Regions from separate parts of the Homo sapiens genome. Here region 2 is linked to region 1. A link is an interaction called in ENCODE POLR2A ChIA-PET data of the cell type or tissue named here. Cell type or tissue: Panc1. All regions are shown on one strand. Each heading gives the region's core, and the rest is flanking DNA. Links, peaks and the distances in the headings are about the cores only. Region 1 overlaps FAM163A (family with sequence similarity 163 member A). Region 2 holds the start of LOC105371634 (a long non-coding RNA gene).

Region 1 (6,748 bases), core at 985-4,984:
ACAGTTAAAGAGATGTGGTATATCCATACAATGGAATATTATGCAGCCTTAAGAAGGAAATCCTGTCATATGCTACAGCACGGACAGACATTATGCTAAATGAAATAAGCCATTCACAAAAGAACAAATACCATATGATTCCACTCATATGACGTATCTAAAGTACTCAAAATCATACAAACAAAGTAGAAAATGTGGTGGCCAAGGACTGAGGGAAGGGGAGAGGGGAGATTAGTGTTTAATGGTTACAGAGTTTTAATTTTTCAAGATGAAAATTATCTAGAGATCTGTTGCCCAACTATATACTATACTTAACACTACTTAACACTTACGAATGGTTAAGAGGGGAAATTAATTGTTGTGTGCTTTTTTTAACCACAATAAATTTTTTAAAAAAACTTCTGAGGTCCCTTCTGGCTATAGGAATTAGAGGGCCATCGTAAAATTCTGGGATGCTGTTACATTGACCTGTGTTGGGAGGGCATTGGAGCACCAGGATTCTCCTTCTGTGGGGAGAGGGATGGGAGAGAAGCTGCACCTGGAGCAGCAGGCTGCAGGTAGGGGGTGCCAGGGCCTGGACAGGCTCTGTAAGGTAGGAGTGGGGGACAGGGGTTTTTTTCTCACCAAGAGAAACAAAAGAAAGTGGAAGCCTTTATCAAGGGCTGAGTTGTCCTCAGGGAACATTCCAGGGAAAAAAGGAGAAGGCTCCCAGTTGGCTGAGAGCAGCCATGCGGGGGGATGTGAAGTGACAGATACAAATGTGTAGTATACTGGCAGCCGTGTGGGAGATTAAAAGTGCACAATGCTGAGAGCTGGCAGTGGAGGGGAGGGAGCTGGGGAAGGCTGAGTCCCTGAACATCTTCCCAGGGCACTCGGTCTGCAGAGTGCTTTTAGCGCTCATTATCATAGGCCATTTTTCAAATTAGCACAAGCCTGGCCTAAGGGAAGCCAGGCAACAGTGAGCAGGATTGGACTCGAACATGTCCAGCCCCTTCTCTGTGACCTCTTCTGGGAAGGTTTCTCTGGAATCTGAGCATGCCAGAGAGTGGAAGGCAGATTCACTGTACTAGACGGTCATATTGTCTTGGTGCCTGATATCATCTCTGAGGGAAGACACTGGGAGAACGATGGCAGGGAGGACTCCTGTTTGTAGCTTCGAAAAAGGAGTAAAGGCCGGGGGCGGTGGTTCATGTCTGTAATCCTAGCAATTTGGGAGGCTGAGATGGGCAGATCACCTGAGGTCAGGAGCTCGAGACCAGCCTGGCCAACATGGTGAAACCCTGTCTCTACTAAAAAGATAAAAATTAGCCGAGCGTGGTGGCATGTGCCTGTAATCCCAGCTACTTGGGAGGCTGAAGCAGGAGAATCGCTTGAACCCGGGAGGCAGAGGTTGCAGTGAGCCAAGATTGTGCCATTGCACTCCAGCCTGGGCGACAAGAGTAAAACTACGTCTCCAAACCGAAAAAAAAAAAAGAAAGAAAAGTAAAAAGGAGTGAAGTGCATCTCAAATGTGAGGGGCCATTGGGTGTAAAGAGAAAGTTCTGTCTATGCTGTGGGGTGTAAGGAGAAAGTTCCCTTTGGTTCTCTGAAGTTTCACTGAAAAATCAACTCGAAAAAGGCAGATTAATTGGAGGAAAGGCATACACATTTATTTAACATGTGTATCTGGGAGCCTTCAGAATGAAGACCCAAAGATACAAGGGGAAATTGTTCATTTTTACGCTTAGGTTCAACAAAGTATGGGCAGCTGTGTAGAAATATGATTGGACACAAAGGGTCTGATCTAATGTGAATAGACTGAGTGGGGAAACCCAGCCAGGCCTGTGGGTCTGGATTCTTCTTGGCCCCTCTGAGCATGAAGTCCTTCCTCTGGGTGTGGAGCAGGGCCCTCTCTGGAATGGGGGGTCTCATGACCTACAGTCAAACAAGGTGGGTCAGATAATTTCTTTATGGGAAAGCGGAGGGCAAGTTAGGTTAATATTTTTAGGTTTCATAGTTGGCTTTGGGGAAAAGGGGTTCTGGTTTCTATGACCTGTCTTGGGGAAGAGAGATTCTAGTTCCTATGGCTGGACTTGGGGCAAAATGGGACTGAGAGACAGGAATGTAGGGGAAAGTCAGAGAAAAACTTGTGCTTCTGAGGCCTTCATCTTGGGGTATTGTTTTCTGAGCCTGAACAAGGCTTATTTCTGGAACCCAGATTGTTTGGGACAGTTTTGTCCATTCATCCATCATGGAGCTGTAAGAGCCCTTCCAAGGTGGCTGAGAAAGTATCAGATCCCTCCTAGGCAAGGTCACTCTCTGTGAGGGAGTTTTTGGGTAGGGAGCCTGGAGGCCCAGCTTTGGGGACTTCTGTCATTTCAGGCCAGCCATTCTGAACCTCCTGTAGTCACACTGACCATGTGTCATTCCCAGGCACTGGGGGGCACTACACCCTTTGTCCACCATTCAAGAGAGCAAAACCATGGATGTGAGAGAGAAAGACTATCTAAGCAATAGTCTCGAACCAGCTCTGATATTTAAAATCAGCAAAAAAAAAAAAAAAAAAAAAATTCCCAAAGCTCAATTCCTTAACCAGTTGTTATTAACTTTACCTACAATACTCACCACAGATCTCAGCATCAGCCCCACAGACCTTTCATGCCCCGATGGCTTCACCACTCTCTAAGCTGCTCCCCTCAAACACTCTAAGCATATCTAAGCAACTCCCACCCCTGTCCCCAGCACTAATTCTATTTTAGGGTCCTCAGCTGGGCAAGAATATTACCGTCTTTTACTTAGACTCCCACAGGCTGACACATGATGTGGCCTGGCCACATGTTTGTGGCCCATGGAGTGGTCCCAAACCGGCAGTATCTTTGGGAGCTTATTAGAAATGCAAAATTGTGGGCCCCACCTCAGACCTGCTGAATCAGAATCCACATTTAACAAAATTTAACAAGATGCCCAGGTGCTGTGTGTGCATGTTCAAGTCTGAGAGTACTGCACTTGGAGATCACATCCCACCCGCCTGCCATCCCTCAATCCTGCCAACAAGTGAAGTGGGGTGACATCCACTTTGACACAGAGCAAACCAGCCTCCACCAGCGGCAGCCATGGGGCGAGGAAGAAAGGGAAGAGGTGGACGAGGAAGGGGGTTGCTACAACGTGTGGAGTGCATTTAAATTGGGGGGCACTGAGATGAAATCTAAGGAGGCAGCCCATCAGTTCTGAGATCCCGCGATCTCTGTGATTCATCAACAGGCAGATGCTGACAAAGTAATCATGGCTAACAATTACTGAGCTCTTCTTATAAGACAGGCACTATTTTAAGTAAAAGAGCATTTCACGTATGGCTTTATATAATTCACACAGCAACCTCCTGAGGTACAGATTGTCACTACCCCCTTTTTACAAATGAGGCAACTGAGGCACAGAGAGGTCAAGTGATTTGCCCCAGGTGACAGGGATGTGTTGCAGAGCTGGGACTTGTACCCTAGCATGTGCCCAGAGCCCATGCTCTTAACGAACATGTGAGACCACCTCCAGAAATGCTCTCCCCCAACAGCCGTTTCTCTGAAGCAGTTACATACCTCTAGGGCGAACAACCATCCTGGTTTGCCGAGGACCGAGGGGATTCTGTGGATTTCAAACTTTTAGTCATAAAATGGGGAGAGTCCTTGACAAGTTGATTACCCTATCAATACCTCATCTACCATGGAAGGGTAACAGAAGGAAAGTAAATTAAATTTAATAGGAAATCTTTGAGAGTACAGAATTTGAGCTGCTGGAGCACTGAATGAGAGGTTGCACAACCTGTTTCCATTTGAAGAACCCCAAAGTCTATCCACGAGACTTTGAACAAGCTTCACTCCCCAATCATGGCTCAGTTTCTCTGTTCCTCAAAATGGGTATATTCTTATCTGCCTCGTCGTTCCCGCCCCTTCTGCCCAGATGTCATGAGAATAAACCAGAGCCTGTTGCTAGTGGATGCAACACCACCAACGTCCTGAGACAAAGTGGGCAGATAAAAATACTGGCTAGTGTTTCCCTTGTCAAGGTCACCCACACCCACACAGGTGTTCCCATCATCTATTTTCTGCAGTGCTGCCAGCCAGTTCTGTGACACTTGTTTCTTTTGAGCCCTGGGAAGAGTGCTTGATTGGTTCAGCTCTCTATTTCACCTGAGAGTTGTTATGATTCCCCAAATAAAATACAAAGAGCATGCACTCTCTCTCTCTGTCTCTCTTTGTGTGTGTGTAGTCTTTGAGAAATAATATTTAAAAGCAGTTCCCCATCCGAGTTGGATGGGACTGGCAAAGAAGCAGTGGAAGGAATTCAAGGGGAGGAATTCAGACTCCTCCACACACCCAGCTAAGTCCTCTAGGAGAGAAACTCTCCTCAGCCAAGGGAAGGCACTTGTCTTGTACCCATTGCACAAGTCCAAGCATTAGGATTTCTCTGCCATTTTGGGGAGGAGGTCTGGCCTTCAGTTTCTGCATCTGTAAAATGGGACTTGCTATAACCTACCACCAGAAACCCTGTGTCTCCTCTCAGGCTGAGCTTATAGTCCTCCAAAGTCTCCTATGCCCTTTCTCAGAAATCAGCTAAATCTTCAGGTCTTTCCTGATTAACCTTATTAGACTTCTGATTAAAGAATTACACATCCTTAGAGCAGGAAAGTAGGAAAAAGCAGAGTGCATCCCAGCTGCCTTCATTTTTCAGAAGAAACTAGCCAGTCTGGTGTTTTTCAGCCCCTTTGCTCACAACAAGTTTTTTACAATTATTTCGATGGCACTGCTCTGTAATGCTACAGTCAGTGCATATTCTCTGTCCAAGGAAGCTGTTGTAGGAGACCAGAACGTGCCATGCCAAAATATGCCTCTTTGGCATAAGGATGATTTTGAGCTGATTATTTTGAGAAACAACAGATACAGGAGAAGCTCTGAAAAGAGAGTAGAAGTTACCCTTTTGTAAGGGAAAGTTACATCTATAAAGGAAATCACCATTTGTAAGGGTGTCTGTAGCAGGAAGAGAAGCATGGCTAAATCACGAGAAGGTCTTACTAATGGAGCAGGCTTACATCTGCATAACAGACTTTATTCTGATAATTTGCCTGGTCATCTCCCCATAACTGGCCTCCCCCACACCCTTCTTTCTTTTGCCTTTAGCTGAAGATGGTGTTTAAGCCTGAATTCTAAGCTGCCTCTTTGAGATTTACTTATTTTTTCCCTAAGTATCTCCCATGTAGAGATGAAGTATACATGTTGACAAATTTCTATTTGTTTTTCTCCTGTCGATTTGTCTTTTGTTACAGAGAGTCCCAGCTATGAACTCTGAAAAGCAGAAGGAAAATTATTTTTTCCTCCCCTACCCTGGGAACTCCTGGAAGATAAGGACCATCATCATGTCGCCTGAAGTATTTCTCTCCTAGGCCCCCACAGTGTGTGTTCACAATGGCCTCATTCCCCTTGCTGGCTAATGCAGAGCTGGAAGAAGGTATATTCAAGCCTTTTCTTGCACAGCAAGGAGGATGACTAAGGAGCTAAGAGATGTGAGCCGAAGCCTCCCTCAGTGTCTATTTGCTGACCCAATAACCCATCTTGAGCATTCCTGAAGTTGGTGAAAACCAGCTCTTCACTTGATATAATCTTGAATAAAAAAAGAAAGCATTTCCCTCAAATGTGCCCCAAGAAGCTGTGCCATTTGGGCCTCCTTCTCCTCTGTGTCCCTAGACCATGGGTGAGGCAGGCAAATTGCTAGGACAGGGAAGGACCTTGTAAGCAATCTGCAAATGAAAACAGCAGACATCTAGCCTTGTGCATAGGAGCGCAACCAGGTGAACACCTCTCCTCTCCCAAACCGTGACAGGACTGACTGACCCACATACCCAGCATGATCCCAATTCTCTGCAGCCCTGGAAAAAAGACTCTCCTGATGTTTACTCCCATTACAGGCATCTACTTATAAATCTTGGGTAGAAAACAGAAAGAACCATTGAATTCTTGCCACATTCATTTGTAGCAGCTATCTATGAGATAGGTTTCTAACATGATTATCTCTCCCTGCCTTGATACGATTATATGACCTTTTAAAATCATTCTTTCTTTTGTCCATTCATCCATCCATCCATTCAACAAGAGCATTTGGTATCTGCTTCCTGCCAAAATCAATGGGACATTTTCCAAGCTTTAAAATTCCTGGCCGTTAAGCAGCACCCTTTCAGTAGGGAAGTGGAGGAGTGGGGGGTGTTCAGTGCAGAAACGATGTTAAAACACAAGCTCTGTGATTCACCAGCAATTCCTTCTCTCTGAGTCTCCGTTTCAACAGCTCTAAAATGGGAATAATTCCTCCCAGAACTGCTGTGAGGTAAAAGGGAAGAATGTGTTTAGAGCTATACTCAATAGCTGATGCAAAAAAAAAAGGCATTCAATCATTATTAGCTTAAAGGAAGTGACCCAAAAATCCAGTTTGCTGCTCAATACTCGATTATCCTAACACCTCACCGACCCCAGTCAACATTCTCTCCCACATTCATTTTGCCTCTTAGGACAGTGTTCTTGGAGTTTCAATCCTTCGTTGAGCCGGCCCTGTCTTTATTCTGACTGATGGACTATACTATTTTGAGAATGTGATCTGTATCAAAGTCAGCTGGGAAGCTCTTGGAGCTTCTGGGAGGATGGATACATAAAGTCCAGTTAATAAATAAAGACACAGACATCAAGGCTACCGGCTGTCGTAGTAACAAGACTTTATGCTTTCCTGGCTCCTG
Region 2 (6,748 bases), core at 1,448-5,447, 55 kb before region 1:
GATCTTGCCTTTCAGGGACTAGGAACATGAAGATGACCTCCTGGCTGGGCATGGTGGCTTTGGGAGGCCGAGGAGGGAGGATCACTCGAGGGTAGGAGTTTGAGACCAGCCTGGGCAACATAGTGAGAATATGTCTCTACAAAAAATTAGCTGAGCATGGTGGCACGCATCTGTAATCCCAGCTACTAGGGAGGCTGAGGTGAGAGGATTGCTTGAGTCCAGGAGTTCAAGGTTACACTGAGCTATGATCACACCACTGCACGCCAGTCTGGAGGACAGAGTGAGACCCTGTCTCAATAAAATAAATAAAAATAAATTTTAAAAAGATGGCCTCCATCCTTCCTCTCATCTTCCTCCCATCCCTCTCTCCAGGGCTCTGCCTGCCTGAGAATTCCTGCTTTGGGCCAGGCACGGTGTGGTTCATGCCTGTAATCCCAGCACTTTGGGAGGCCAAGGCAGGTGGAACACCTGAGGTCAGGAGTTTGAGGGGAGGGGCTGAGTGCAGGTGTGGGCATCGGTGCAGTGGCGAGAAGGGGAGAGCCCAGAGGGAACCTTCCTTCCTGATGCCTAAGTAGCCCCTGTGGGGGGCCCTGCTGCCTCCAGATTTGGTTCTGTCTGTACATCCTACTGTAACAGCCAGAGAAATCTAACATCGCTGACTCCATCTTGCTTCTAACCTCATAAGCCAACTGCCTTTGCTCATCCCTACATGCAGGCCAAGCTAATCACAAAAAGCCTGACCAACATGGTGAAACTCCAACTCTACTAAAATACAAAATTAGCTAGGTGTGGTGGGGGAGGTGCCTGTAATCCCAGCTACTTGGAAGGCTGAGGCAGGAGAATCGCTCTAACCTGGGAGGCGGAGGCTGCAGTGAGCCGAGATCACGCCATTGCACTCCAGCCTGGGTGACAGAGTGACATTCCATCTCAATAAATAAATAAATAAATAAATAAATAAATAACCAACAAAAAAAGATTCCTGCCTGGGAAGAGTTAGAGATACCCCTCCCTGGGGTCTGAGCCATGGCCTCCTTAGCTGACTGTTTGGTGGCTAACAGCATACGCTGCTTACCTGGAGAAGGCCTGTCCCTTTGGTTGGGCCCCTGTGCTTGAGGGAAGAGTTCAGAAGATTTTGTGAGGGTGTCAGGCCTCTGTTCAAGCTCAAGTTGTTCAGTTGGATCTAGAATAAAAACTCTCATGACTAAAGTATTAAGGAGCATACTTACAGCTTTTATTTCTTCTAGCAGAAATAGTACTTCTAAAAAGTACGCTTCACTCCCCCTAAGAAAAGGGTCAAGGGGAAAAGGCAAAGGTGCTGAGAGCTGCTTTGAAGAAGCCCTGCTCCACTGGCACCCATGGAAGGGCCCAGAAGAGATGAAGGCAGGTGCATGCAGGTGGTTGGGGGAGCTTGGTGGCGCTTGGTGGCTGTTCAAATCTTGCCGGTCATCCTCCTCCAAGGCTGTCAGTAGAGGTTTGATACTGTTTTATAGAACTGGCAGAATTCAGTCCCCAGAGTTTTATTTCCCTTATTTCAGTTGCCTAGAACCAGGAAAGCTACCTCAGCTCATGTTGAAGTGGAGATAAGTCTGTTCATATGACATTCCCCCAAACAACTTAGAATTACATAGAAGACTTGCCTAAATCACACAGTAAGTAGTGTGACAAAACCAGCACAGATGGTTCCCAGCTTACAATGGTTTCACTTACAAGTTTTTGACTTTATGATGGTGCAAAAACAGTACATGTTCAGTAGAAACCACATTTGGAGCACCCATACAACCATTCTGTTTCTCACTTTCAGTACGTTTTCAATAAATTACATGAGATAGTCATGAGTTTGTCATAAAATAGGCTTTGTGTTAGATGATTTTCCCAACTGTAGGCTAACGTCAGTGTTCTAAGCATGTTTAAGGTAGGCTAAGCTGTGATGTTTGGTAGGTTAGCTATATCAGTTTTTGACTTATGATATTTTCAGCTTAGGATGGGCTTATTGGGACGTAGCCCCATTGTAAGTAAAGCAGCATCTGTGTCTGTCAAATGAAGAGGGGTGCAGCAGGGCTGCAGAGTCAGCTGAACCATTTGTAAGCTGAATAGAGAAAGATAACCTTAATTTTATTTCTTGAAAGTTTATATCCATGGGATGTAAGCGACTATCTGATGGTTAGGGGAATGGAGCCCCCTGTGACCCACAGGTTTGGGTGTGCAGCTGTGCCATCGTCCCTCTTGCTTCTCCGTGGAGCCCGGCAGGACACGAGGGAGGAGGATTCAGAGCAGAAGGAAGGCAGGTCCCTTAGAGCCGGTACTGGCAGGAGCGACAGGCGTGTGGCAGGTCCAGTCCTCCAGGTGGTTCTCCTTTGGTTTCCTAACTGTGAAGATGCAGATGGTGTTCTGCCTGAGCCCGTTTCCTTCCCTCCCTCCTGCACATCTGGGCTTCCTCTCTCCTGCCCTTCCTTCCCCTCTCACCTGCTCAGTGATATCTGGAGTCCCTGCCCACTTCTGGTAGTAGGAAAGCCAGAATGTGTGGCAGGTTCTGGGAGAAGCCCAGTGGAGCCAGGGATGGATGGGCCGAAGAATTTGGGCTCAAGAGGAAGAGCTGGGGGTCTTCTGACTCCTTTCGGAACCAGCTTTCAAACCCAAGACTTGAACTCGAAAGCTAGTGAAACAAGAAGCGCAGCCAGGTGTGGTGGCTCACACCTGTAAACCCAGCACTTTGGGAGGCCAAGGCGGGTGGATCACCTGAGGTCAGGAGTTTGGGACCAGCCTGGCCAGTATGGTGAAACCCTGTTTCTACTAAAAATACAAAAATTAGCCAGGCATGGTGGCAGGTGCCTGTAATCCGAGCTACTCGGGAGGCTGAGGCAGGAGAATCACTTGAACTCCAGAGGCGGAGGTTGCAGTGAGCTGGGATTGCGCCAGTGCACCCCCAGCCTGGGTGACAGAGTGAGTCTCTGTCTCCAAGCAGAGATCTGTGCTCTTAGTTGAAATATGAATGCTCTCCTTCATTCGTTCAGTTTATTGGGGCACATATGAGGCCAAAATGCAGTCATAGGTTGCTGGGAGCATGGGTCCCTCAGTGAGTCACAGGCAGAGTTACTGGCAGAGGTGGGAGGTTCCACACAGAGAGAGAGGTGGACCTGGCAGTAGTGGCACAGGCTGGCCCCAGCTGGCCCCTCTCTCCACCTCCCAACGGCCATCCGTCCTTCATCGCCCGGCAGCTCACTGGGTGGAGAACCAAGTAGTACGAGGGAGGAGGGACTGAGTGCAGGTGTGGACATTGGTGCAGTGGGGAGAATGGGAGAGCCCAGAGGGAACCTTCCTTCCTGTTGCCTAAGTAGCCCCTGTGGGGGGCCCTGCTGCCTCCAGATTCGGTTCTGTCTGTATATCCTACTGTAACAGCCAGAGAAATCTAACATCGCTGACTCCATCTTGCTTCTAACCTCATAAGCCAACTGCCTTTGCTCATCCCTAGACACAGGCCAAGCTAACCACGAAAAGCATTTTGATTACAGTTTAACGCTAGTACTAATGACCACCTCTCTTTTGAAACAGACTCCTGAGGAGATGAGGAAGTGTGCACTCAAGTAACAGTGCTGTCTGAAAGACTTAGAGCAACAAGGTGGATCTGACAAGCAGTTGACCATGAACAAAGAAGTTTTGCAACCTCCTTGGACCCCTGATGACAGCCAGATGTCTGTGGCCTCCAGTCACCTCCAGACCTTCACCCCCTGCATGGTCCCTCTTCCTCTAATATGAAAGAAGCCTAAAAAAATCTATCAATCTAAGTTGGTTCTGGCTGGGCACGGTGGCTCATGCCCGTAATCCCATCACTTTGGGAGGCTTAGGCAGGAGGATCACGAGGTCAGGAGTTCGAGACCAGCCTGGCCAAGAGACCAGCCTGTGGTGAAACCCCATCTCTACTAAAAATACAAAAATTAGCTGGGAGTGGTGGCGGGCACCTGTAATCCCAGCTACTCGGGAGGCCTAGGCAGGAGAATTGCTTGAACCCAGGAGGTGGAGGTTGCAGTGAGCTGAAGATTGTGCCATTGCACTTCAGCCTGGACAACAGAGTGAGACTCCGACTCACAAAAAAAAAAAAAAATGTTCTTTAGGACATTGGTCCTCCATCTTCTCAGTTGGAAGCTCCCAGAAATAAAGTCATCTTCCTTACCCCAACACCTTCTCTCAACTTATTGGCTGTCATGTTGTGAGTGGTAGAGTTTGGACTTGGCTATACTGCTAATGATAGTGGCTACCACATGTGCCATTATCATTAATGTGAGGTGTCACATTGGGACCATAATGCCCACTGTATCCATTAAAATTAAGTGAGGTGTCAGCTCACTTAATTTTTTTTTGAGATGGTGTCTCACTATGTAGCCCAAGCTGGAGTGCAGTAGTGCAGTCTTGGCTCACTGCAACCTCCGCCTCCGGGACTCAAGTGATTCTTGGTGCCTCAGCCTCCCAAGTAGCTGGGACTACAGATGCCTGTCACCTCGTCCGGCTAATTTTTTGTGTTTTAGTAGAGACAGGATTTCACCATGTTGCCCAGGGTGGTCTCGAACTTCTGAGCTCAGGCGATCTGCCCACCTCTGCCTCCCAAAGTGCTGGGATTACAGGTGTGAGCCACCGCACCCAGTCAGCTCACTTAATTTTCATGGAATACAGTGGGCATTATGATCCCAATTTTACAAGTGAGAAAACTGAGAAGGAGAGAGGTCCCCAAAGTTGCCTAAAGTCACACAGTAAGTGGTAGAGTCAGGATTCCAGCTGAAGTCTGCTTCCAAATCCCACCTTCTAACCGCTGCCACTAGACTGCTGTGTCTGCTGGGGTGTTAGGTCACAGGAGAAAAGAGATAATGGCTTTGTGACCCGGGAGCTCCGCCTTCACCTCCTCCTGCCATCCTCAGCATGAGCCAGCTGCATGAGGGGTGCTGTGTGCTGGGCTGGAGGATGGAGCCATGTGCCACTCCCTCCGAGGCACGCTGTGAAGGTGCAAGTGGTGTGTTCTGAGAGGTTGTGCACTACTTGGTTCTCCACCCAGCGAGCTGACAGGCCGGCGATGAAGGAAGGATGGCCGTTGGGAGGGGGAACTGGTGGAGAGAGGGGCCAGCTGGGGAGGAGGGTGGAGGAGTAGCTTGAGTCAGACTGCGGGGGAGGTACTGGCCGTCCTTGTCACTGTTCTTTAGAAAATGCCTCCGTCAGTGCCTGAGGTTCAAGGAGTGTAGGCCGTTTTCTTTCTGAGTTCCGAGCAAATCGAGCTGGGGGACTCCGGGGTATGCTGCCCTATCCCAGGAGTCTCAGTCTTAGGTAGTTTGGCGATCTTCTCCTGTAAATAATCAATAGTCCCTGAACAGCACTTGTAAATTTGAGCGTAGAAAACTGGGTGAGATGTTTTTATGGTGAAAGAAGCTTCTCCTTGAAGTCCCTGCAGAAGCCCCAGGGGCAGAGTGACATGGACAGGTTTTGGGGATGTGGGCTGAATGATGCCATTATGGGGCTGCTGGAATCTGGGGTGCCAGAGCTGTTGGTTGGAAAGCCCCCGGGTATGAGGGCAATGTGCCACTTTGACGACAGCCTCTGCCTCCAACTTTTTTGGGCCTGAACAGTGCGGAGGATGAAAACTTCTCACCCAGCTTTCTACATTCAAGTTTACAAGTGCTGCTCAGGACCCACTGATTATTTCCAGGGGAAGATCACCAAACCGCCTAAGGCCGAGACTCCCAGGATAGCGCAGCATGCCCCGGAGTCCCCCAGCTCGATTTGCTCAGAACTCAGAAAGAAAACAGCCCACACTCCTTGAACTTCAGGCACTGATGGAGGCATTTTCCAAAGAACAGTGACAAGGACGGCCAGCACCTCTCTTGCATTCCTCAGTCTGACTCAAGCTGCTCTTCCACCCTCCTCCCCAGCTGGAGCTGAGGCTGAAGGCAGTTGAGGGCCACCAGGGAGAAGAGCTGGGTCAGGGCCGTGACTTGCCAGCAAGCATGAGGCCAAGCAGATGTGCCGGGTGAGAGGCTGGAGGCCGAGTCCGGGCTGGCTGCCCTGCGGCGGCAAAGGAGATGGCTGGAGGTTGGGATGGATGCAATGATGAGTGTGCCTCAGGGTCTGGTTTCTGATTCCATAGAACAGCTGTGGTGACAGAGCTGTGGCCAACTGCTCCCTGGGCCGAGGGTGAAGGAAGCTGTGCTCCCACTGGTGCTAGGGAAGGCTGCTGCAGGGCTGGAGGCCTGGGTGCTGGACTGCTGGGGCAGGCTGCCTGCTGTACCCCCAAGCTGCAGTCAGGGCTCGCCCTGAGGCCCTGAGGTGGAGAGAGAGCAGCTGTCTCGTACACACCCATGTGCACAAGTGCAGGCACACACACACACACACACACACACACAAAAGACGTTCTCACTTCATCCCCGAATTCTCCCTCCTACACACAAAGCTAGTTCCCAGTTCTCCAGTCCCCCTCCATCCCTCTCCACTTCTGTAGTCTCTGCTGGGCTGCACTGGGGATCTGGTCCCAATTCCCCTCTCTTCCCTTGCTGCCCCTGTAACAAAGGGCTGGCCATGTGACATGATCTCCTCAGGCTTCAGAGAAGTGATTTTACCCTGAGCTACACAGGCAGGAAGACCACCAGCCTGGAAGGTGTGTGTGCAGGGTTGGGAAGAGGGGAAGGGCAGGTAGCAGGGGCCGAGGCCTGGGTTGCCCCACAGGGAAACTCACTATCCTCAGCAGGGCCCTTCAGCCACTTTCCCAACAAAC

The links. Peaks named below come from ENCODE experiments on the same cell type or tissue, not always from the same donor. Only the 100,000 strongest peaks of a DNase experiment are listed, where the experiment ranks them.
Region 2: POLR2A ChIA-PET joins it to region 1 with 11 read pairs; 3 of 35 experiments call an interaction of 5 or more read pairs at or near these places.

Annotation. Positions count from the first base shown.
Region 1 is chr1:179,761,479-179,768,226 of GRCh38, reverse strand. All of the region lies in intron 1 of FAM163A (family with sequence similarity 163 member A), which reads right to left. Among named protein-coding and RNA genes, the nearest start is that of FAM163A, 22 kb to the right of the region's middle. In Panc1, for the core only: no CTCF peak of the experiment used is centred there; no DNase peak of the experiment used is centred there.
Region 2 is chr1:179,817,251-179,823,998 of GRCh38, reverse strand. LINC02818 (long intergenic non-protein coding RNA 2818) reads left to right here. Exons shown (of 3, transcript XR_001738312.3): 3 at 3,550-4,173. LOC105371634 (a long non-coding RNA gene) reads left to right here and starts at 4,581. Exons shown (of 5, transcript XR_007066756.1): 1 at 4,581-5,013; 2 at 5,910-6,007; 3 at 6,125-6,631. It overlaps LOC124904463 (a long non-coding RNA gene), which reads right to left and starts at 2,740. Exons shown (of 2, transcript XR_007066759.1): 1 at 2,464-2,740; 2 at 1,210-2,366. RefSeq lists an enhancer at 4,494-5,479. In Panc1, for the core only: no CTCF peak of the experiment used is centred there; no DNase peak of the experiment used is centred there.